Linked DNA regions of Homo sapiens: region 2 is linked to region 1. A link is a contact called in ENCODE Hi-C or POLR2A ChIA-PET data. All regions are on one chromosome and are shown on one strand. Each heading gives the region's core, a stretch centred on a gene start or an enhancer-like site at or near the end of the contact. The rest is flanking DNA. Distances are from core to core; before and after follow the strand shown.

Region 1 (4,066 bases), core at 519-3,018:
GTGGCTCACGCCTGTAATCCCAGCACTTTGGGAAGCTGAGGTGGGCGGATCACAAGGTCAGGAGTTCGAGTCCAGCCTGGCCAACATGGTGAAACCCCATCTCTACTAAAAATACAAAAATTAGCCAGGCATGGTGGTGCACGCCTGTAGTCCAGCTACTCGGGAGGCTGAGGCGGGAGAATTGCTTGAACCCGGGAGGTGGAGGTTGCGGTGAGCCAAGATGGCACCACTGTACTCCAGCCTGGGTGACAGAGCAAGACTCCGTCTCAAAAAAAAAAAAAAAAAACAAAAAACTCAACCTCCCAAAGGCCCCTGAGAAAGGAAACCAAGCAGCAGTGGGAGACCTGGAGGCTGGCTCATCTCTCGTGGGGCATGAAGAGGGCGGGCCTTGGCCACCAAGGGGCCACAGAAGAACTGGATGAGGTGGAAGAGGTCTAGGAAGGATAATAAAAATGAGAGGCCAGTTGGAGGTGGCACATGGAGACAAAGAGGTCCCCTTATCCTTCAATTTCATGCTTTTCTCCTCAAATTCTGTCTTGTCTGCCATCCATATTGCTAGCCCTGCTTTCTTTGTGTTTGTGTTTTCCTGATACTCCTGTGCCCAGCCTTTCACATGTAACCACGAAGGGATACTTTGTCTCTGGTAGGGCTTCTGTTACCAGCATCTCATTGGCTTTTTGGTTTTAGGGCCCAAATCACAAGCTTCACCTTTTGATAGGAGTGGTCTCTCGGGGAAGCAGAGAGCCCAGTGGTTAAACCTGGCCTCTTGGAGCCAAGCTGCCTGGGCTGGACGGTCACCTGACAATCTGCTGACATCTATGGGGCCTCTCCTGTTTCCACCCTAAGGACAAGGGAGAGCATCCCCCCTTGGCAGGCCACGTGACAAGAACATTCCATTGGCATGCAAGGGACCCCCACATTTGGGGTGAGCGATTGGCCCTTTTTAACTCAAGAGCATCTTGACTGCTGGATTTGGCCAGAAGGGCAGGGATCCCTGCCCTGCTTCTTCTCGCGTGCAAGGATGAGACTCTGACATGCTGATGAAGTAATAGTAGTAATAGTACTAGCAGCAAACACTTACTTGGAGTTCACTGTGGGCCCAGCACTGTGCCAAGGCCTTCCCCATTTCATCTCGTTTGCATTTCTCTATATCGGGATTAAGAGCATGCGCTCTGAAGACAGACAGCCTAGGTGTGAATTTCAGCCATGCCACTTACTGGTTCGGGCAAGTTACTTTACTTCTCTGGGCCTCAGTTTCCTCACCTATAAAATGGGGTGAATAATAACACCTGATAATAGATCCTTTACACACAGTAAATGGCATATAAATATTACTATTCTATTTCAAAAAATCTAATATCAGCTTCCTCTTTCCTCGGCTTGTGAAAGGTAAATATTTAAAAGAGAAAGCTGATAGAGGGAACGGTTCATTTTTCAGAGCTTCAGGCAAAAGGGAAGGGACTTTTGCAAGAAGGAAGACATCAGAGTGGATCATTGTGGCCTGCATTTCCAAATGGGGAAAGAGAGGCTCAGAGAGGGTGAGTTAGTTGACCGAAATCACACAGCCAACAAGCAGTCGAGAAGGATTTGAACTCAGGCCTATCTGATGTCATAGCTCATGTCCTTGATTCCGACGCTATATAGCCAGTCCTGGTGGTCATGGAAAGATCAGGCTCCTGGCCCCACATTGAAAATGGAAATATGAGTCACCAGCCATCCCTAGGGGAAGCTAGGGAGTGAAAAGAGCTCAACTATGGGGCAGAATGTTCCGCCAGATGCTGGGGAGTGGCTGCCAGCACCACTCAGTCTCCTTCACGCCAAGGAAAGGGAGGAGGAGACAGCATGGAGGAACAGGGGTCGCAATCCATCGGAGCGCAGCCTGGAATGGGGCCACGACTTGGTGGGTGACGTCAGGCTCACACATCTGGCCTCTGGAATGCTGAAGCCTTGGAGGATGGGCCCAAGTTTCTGCTTCTCCATGCAGCAGGTTCCTCCTCTGAAATAACCCAGGCTGCTTTGTCGAGAAAAATCTCTGACTTTCTAGGCTCTCCTAGACAAACACAGATGATGATGTGTGAAATGTGCCTTCAGTGCCTGCTGATGAAGAGTAGGTCTCTGTAGAGAAAACATCAAAAGAAGAAAGGTTCGGGGTCAGCCAGCTCTGGGATGGATTCCTGGCTGTGTGAGCCAGGCCAGTGCTTTGGTTTTCTTTTCTTTTCTTTTTTTTCTTTTCTTCTTTTCTTTTTTCTTTCCTTTTCTTTCTTTCTTTTTTTTTTTTTTTTTTTTTGAGGGGGTAGTTTTGCTCTTTTTGCCCAGGCTGGAGTGCAATGGTGCAGTCTCAGCTCACTGCAACCTCCACCTCTTGGGTTCAAGCGATTCTCCTGCCTTGGCCTCCCAAGTAGCTGGGATTACAGGTGCCTACCACCATGCCCTGCTAATTTTGTATTTTTAGTAGAGACAGGGTTTCACCATGTTGGCCAGGCTGGTCTCGAACTCCTGACCTCAGGTGATAAGCCCACCTTGGCCTTCCAAAGTGCTGGGATTACAGGGGTGAGTCACTGCGCCCAGCCACCTTTGTTTTCTTGTCTGTGGAATGAGGCTCCTCTTCCTCTTATGCAGGGTCTGGAGAAGAGATGGCATGTAGAACACCTGGCACCAGCTGGATGTCCTGTCAATGCTTGCTGACTCCCTGTCTGAATCCATGGGCAAATGAGTGGGTGTGTTGTATGGCGTCCCAAAGCACTAGTGTGCCTAGGTAGGGGGCTACCACCTTGCTGACCGGCCTTGTTCGAGGCATCGTGCCTGACCTTCCTCTTCTGGGTCCAGTTACCACTTTGCTCCAAGGAGAACAAGGTCTTTTCTGGCCTTTTGAATGAGGAGAAGCTCAACCTTTTTGCTCCTGTTCATGACCATTGATGGGGCCTCACCTAAGATTTGATGCTTGCAGTGGTTCTACCCGGGAAAGTTCGGGACTGGCCGGTGTGACTTAATGAGATCAGTGATTCATTTTGGTCCCAAAAGGAACAAAAGCCCAGGTCTTCCCAAGGCCCCTCTGCTCTAGCTGGCCTGGTCCCTCCGTCAGGGAATGAGTCACCATCTTTCTCATGGGTGCTCCTATTTTCACTTTGCCTGGGCCTCCAGAAAGCAAACAGCAGCTTCCTCTTTTCTTTGCTCTTAGGGGTAAAAGGCAAGTATAATAGAGGCCTGAAAAGAGCAAGTAAGTCGGCCTTCCGTGGCGGCTGCTGGAAGGAAAAGGCTTCTCCGTGAGGGACCTTTGAACCAGAGCTGCGTCTCTCATGCGACCTTTTCCTCTGCCTGGCTGGAGGCAGGGCCTGCAGGCTGAAGTCCAAAATCCTTACCCAAAAGTGGAAAAACAACCCACCCTCTCCAGTCTGCTGGAATTTTAAAAAGCGTCCTTGATAATATTATTTGCCTGGGGCACCACCGAATGATTCCCTGCTTGGATAAACCATTCGACCTCAATTTCCTCATCTGCAAAATGAAGCTCCTCATCCCGAGCCAGGAAATTGTCACAGGCCACAAAGAAGATAACGTGGGTGCATCACGGAGCAGGTGGCCCAGGTGGGAAGAAGCCCCTGCTTGAGCTTCAGGGAGGAAGGAGCAGTGGAGACGGTGTGACCTTCCATGGTCTGTGCCTTTCTTCCCTAGAGCTCAAGTTTATCTGGAGGTCAGACCTCTGGCCAAAGGCTAGACCCTTAGTTACCTGGAGTCCACTGTAGGCCCAGAGTAACTGAACAGGAATTCTGAGGAGGAACTGGGAGTCACAAAGCCCAGGTCACATTTCTTTGAAGCCTCAGCTGAGACCATTGGCATCAAAGAAGATAGAGAGTAGAGGCAGAATGTCCTCAGAGGCCACCATCTCAAACAGTGGGATGAGGGCTGAGTCACTTCCCCTCTCTGGGCAGCGGGTTTTGGTTTTTCTTTAATCAATGAATGGGAGATGAAAATTCCTCCTTCACAGAGCAGTGGGATTTGGGCATGGTTTGGTGATTACGTCCAAATTGGCAGAATGAGGGCATCTCATCATGTGGAACCTGCTTTGCTC
Region 2 (4,066 bases), core at 427-2,926, 79 kb after region 1:
ATCTTCCTTCCACCCATTCGTCATTCATCCATTTGTCCACCATCATCATCCATCCATTCGACTTCTATCCATCCACCCATCCATTCATCTATCTGTCTTTCCATCCATCCATCCATCCACCTATCTTCACTGAGCCCCTTCTCCATGCACACACTGTGCTCAGCTGTGAGGAGAGGGGGATGAAGATGGGTCTGTGCCTGCTCTCATGAGTGGTGTGCTTGTTCAGAATGGTGTAAGCACATCTGTGTGGTGAAGGGTAGGGTGAAAGGTTAGGGGGGTTGAGGCAGGAGGCTGGGGAGACCCACTGGGGTCAGGGTATAGTCTGGTGGGGGAGATGAATGTACACAAGTAGGTCTGATAACTTTAGATGGTCAGAGTGTCATGAAAGGAGGAAACAGGATCCAGCCATCCAGGGAGAGATGGGGATTCGTGGGAGTGCTGGAGGTGGAATAGAGCAGGATCCCCGAGGGATGTGGAGTGGATTTGCTGACAGGTGGGCTCAGGGGCAAACTGAAGCCAGATTATTTGTGGGGCCCAAGGAAAATGGCGTTCCAGAGGGCTCTGAGGCTTCTGGGCACAGGGGGCCACCTGCCCAAATGGGGAAGACCTGGGTTCAGGTCTCAGGGTTGCCAATCCCCGACTGTGACCTTGGGCAGGTCACCTCCCCTCTTGGATGCCAGTTGCATGACCTCTAGAATCCTCCTGATGGTGACAATGTACCTAAAATAGCATAAAGCAGCCCAGCCCACCGAGGACGTGCCAAATGCATGCCCACTCTCACTGAGCATTCTCTCTTCCTTCTTCCACCAGTGGCCCTGGGAACTCCCAGGGCCCCTGAAAACACTGTTGGCTGCGGTCCCTTCTGCAGTTTCCCCACCTATAAAATGGGACAATGCCAGTGCCTGGCACCTAGTAAGTGCTCAGTAAGCATTAGTGGTGGCTGTGGTTGCTGCAGCAGTTGACCGGCCCTTTAGTCTGTACCTCGCAGACCCGCTTCTGATTCTGGCCACATCTGCCCCCACCCGACTGCTTCCTCTTGTCTCTTCTCCCTGATATGCTGGGCTGCGTGTCCGAGGGTCCTTGCTCCGGCGGCCCCCTCCACACCGGCCCTTCCCTCTGACCACCTCCCGCCTTCTCCTCACCCCAGCTCCTCCGTCCCTCTATCCCACCACCCTGTTGTATTTTCTCCCGATGCTTGCCAGGATCTGAAAGCATCTTTTTTTTTCTTCTTTCTCTTGTTTATTTCTGTGTCCTCACGTAGTTTGGAGGTTCCAGAGGGCACAGCCTTTCAAAGGTCTTCTTCCCTGGGCATCTCCAGTTCATCGTACAGAGCCCAGCACACAGTAGGTGCACAGTGCCTATTTGTAAGAAGGAAGGAAGGAAGAAACGAAGGGAGGGAGGAGGCAGGAGAGACAAAGGGAGGGAGAGAAAGGCAGTGGAGGCCTGTTGGGGAGGGCGGGGTGGCTGGTGGGGAGGAGCCCCAGGTCCGCAGCCCCAGTGGTGGACCTGAGAACATTGTTGGGGTGTTCAGGAAGCATCTGCCCAGGGAATTAACAGAGCTGGAAACCATCCGGGCGTCTAAGTTTGGCTTCTTCCCGATGATGTGAAGACCATGCTTAGCGCTCTCTTGGGAGCCGACAAGGGGGTCTCTAGCGCCACCTTCCGGGCATCCGGGAAATGTCCGTACAGTCCCACCAAGGCCCACCTGCCGCCTCGACATTCATAAATAAACGCCAACAATGACAGCGACAGCAACAACAGCTCCGCTTTATTAAATGGTTACTCTGCGTCAGACAGCGTACCAGGTACTTGAAAGATATGATGTCCTAACCTCCAGACCCCTTGAAATGCGGCTGGTTATTACCCTCATTTATTTACGCAGACAGATGAGGAAACTGAGACTCAGAGAAAAAGAACCGCTCAGCCCAGGTCGCATAACCAGTGAGTGGCAGGTCTGGATTCTAACTCAGGTCTCTCTGGCCCCAAAGTGCAGAGCCCCAAAGGGCTGAGCCGTGCTCTGGAGAAAGGCAGAGAGGGAAAGGGAGGGTGGGCAGGGCTGGGGCTGAGGGCACAGCAGGCTCCCAGGAAGGCCCCTAGCGGTCACTCCCTTGCAGGGACTATGCTGTCCCAAGGCCTTGCTCTGAGCCCTCCTCAGGACCCCTCCCAGCCTCCCTGAGCATGAGCTCCTTCATCCAATGTCACAGTTGGGGGAACTGAGGCGCACAGGGTGGAGACCCTGGAGAGGTCACCTCCCCTCTTGGATGTCAGTTTCATTACCTCTAGAATCTTCCTGATGGTGATAATATACCTAAAATCTCATCGAGCAGCCCAGCCCACCTAGGACGTGCCAAATAAATGCCCACTCTCGCCATGCATTCTCTCCTGTGTCTCACCTTCTGCCTTCCTGGCAGTGCTGGGCAGAGGAGAGCGTGACTCCAGGCCCTGGCCTGGTGCTCTGGGTGATGCAGGGGGTCGACTGGAGTAGGGAAGGCAGACATTCGCACAGGTCTCCATGGCCTATGTCAACCCTCTCAAGTTTGGGGGCCTGTGGGTGAGGTTGGCAGAGCGGGCTGGGAGGCCCTCTGTGGGACAGGTCCTGTGGTGTGTGCTTGCCAGGCAGAGGGCCCTGTCTGCCACTGTTCGGAAGTCTGGTTACTGGAGAACGTGTTGCTGAAGTCAGAAAGCCCAGCGGTCTTTCCCCACCCCACCACTTTCTAGCGCAGTGATCCAGAGCCTCTGTCAAGGATCTTGAACTGCCTTCACCTCACTGAGCCTCAGGTTATCCCTCTGTAAAATGGGAGTCGCAGTCCTGATCTTTTCAGGCTCACCTGAGAGAGCAAACACATACACAAAGTCCTGAGCCCACTCTAACTGCTTGATAAATAAGATTTTGAAGGACCCCACAGACACATACCGGCCATGCCTCAACGCCTCTTCGATGCTGAGAAGCAGATGTTGTGTGATGCCGCTGTAGAATTGGGGAAACTGAGTCACCAGCCAGGAAGTGCCTGGGCTCAGGCTTCAGCCTGAGTCACAGCCCTAGTGCTGGGAAATCTCCTAGCAGCCACCTCTGGACATGCTTTGTGCCTCTGTCTACGAGCATCCTCTCCTCCCGGCCCCTCTCACTCCCTGGCCCACCAGCCAGGGGGATGCTGGCCAGAGCCCACCACAGCCTGGGCAGGCTTCATCCCTAGAATGAAGCACAAAGTAGGAGCTTACTACGCATCTGATGAGTGGGTGATGCTCTGAGATACACATTTTTAATCCTGCTTTACAGGTGGGGGATTTGGAGGGGCGTGGTGATTTGCCCAAGGCCAAACAGCTATGCTGGGGAAGGACCCTGAGCTTGGTGCCCATGGTGGCCACCAGAGAAAGCTCTGGGTGTCTGAACTCCCTCTGGGCCGGCTGTCCAGGGTCACTCTCCCAGATCAGACCTGGGATCAAAGGTGGCTCAGCAGGAAGCCCTTCCCATCCCACTTCCCCAGAACTAGGACAAGCTTTGACGTCAACACGTCCACATTCCTGCCCTGCAGCCCTGGGGCTGGGGCACTGAATTTCCTCCCTCCAGCGCTGGCATCACAAACAGGAAGCTGGGTCATGTGTGCAGGGCCAGGCCAAAGGCCTCGGGAGAAGGAGGAGGGGGCTAGTGTCCAATCCGGGCGTCAGTTCCCTTCCTGGGGCACCCAGGAGTGGGGATTGGAGGGAGTCCTGTAACACTGTGCCCACGGAGCCATGCTGTTCCTAAAGCTGCCTATAGAGGGCCTTCACAGACTGCTCTCCTCAGCTGGCTCCCACCAACTGGGGCCAATCTCACCGATTGACAGTAACAGCTATCAGGGATGGGGCCCTTCCGCCATGGACTTTACATGAGGTCTCTCATCTGATGCTCGTGAACACTACTCCCCTTATCTTCCTTTGACAGATGAGGCCACTGAGGCATTGGCAGGTTATGTCTGTTGTACAAAGTCCTGCAGCCGTGGGGATGGGGCAGGGTAGGAATTTGGACCCAGGCGGTCTGGCCCAGAGCTGGTGCCAGGAGCCCACCAGGGACAGCCTTCTCATCAGC

Evidence for each region. Hi-C counts contacts between places; a loop is a spot of excess contacts on that map. ChIA-PET counts read pairs that join two places held with the same protein, here RNA polymerase II (POLR2A). Pooled maps may share reads with other maps.
Region 2: a pooled map shows a loop between it and region 1 (2.9-fold over the local background). The contact joins two enhancer-like sites. A Hi-C loop is called at or near these places in 3 of 168 maps with a recorded cell type or tissue (B cell, PC-9 and ascending aorta) and 15 of 50 pooled maps. POLR2A ChIA-PET finds 5 or more read pairs at or near these places in 6 of 52 experiments (GM12878, H1, HepG2 and 3 more).

What each region holds. Positions count from the first base shown.
Region 1 is chr5:172,793,298-172,797,363 of GRCh38, reverse strand. No RefSeq gene overlaps it. Among named protein-coding and RNA genes, the nearest start is that of DUSP1, 24 kb to the right of the region's middle. Within about 2 kb of position 1,768, at least 25 of the 41 ENCODE cell types and tissues checked have a DNase peak (open chromatin) inside an H3K27ac peak, as active enhancers do; they include ascending aorta, where a contact is called at or near this core.
Region 2 is chr5:172,714,566-172,718,631 of GRCh38, reverse strand. No RefSeq gene overlaps it. Among named protein-coding and RNA genes, the nearest start is that of MIR5003, 54 kb to the right of the region's middle. RefSeq lists an enhancer at 3,415-4,020. Within about 2 kb of position 1,676, at least 20 of the 41 ENCODE cell types and tissues checked have a DNase peak (open chromatin) inside an H3K27ac peak, as active enhancers do; they include ascending aorta, where a contact is called at or near this core.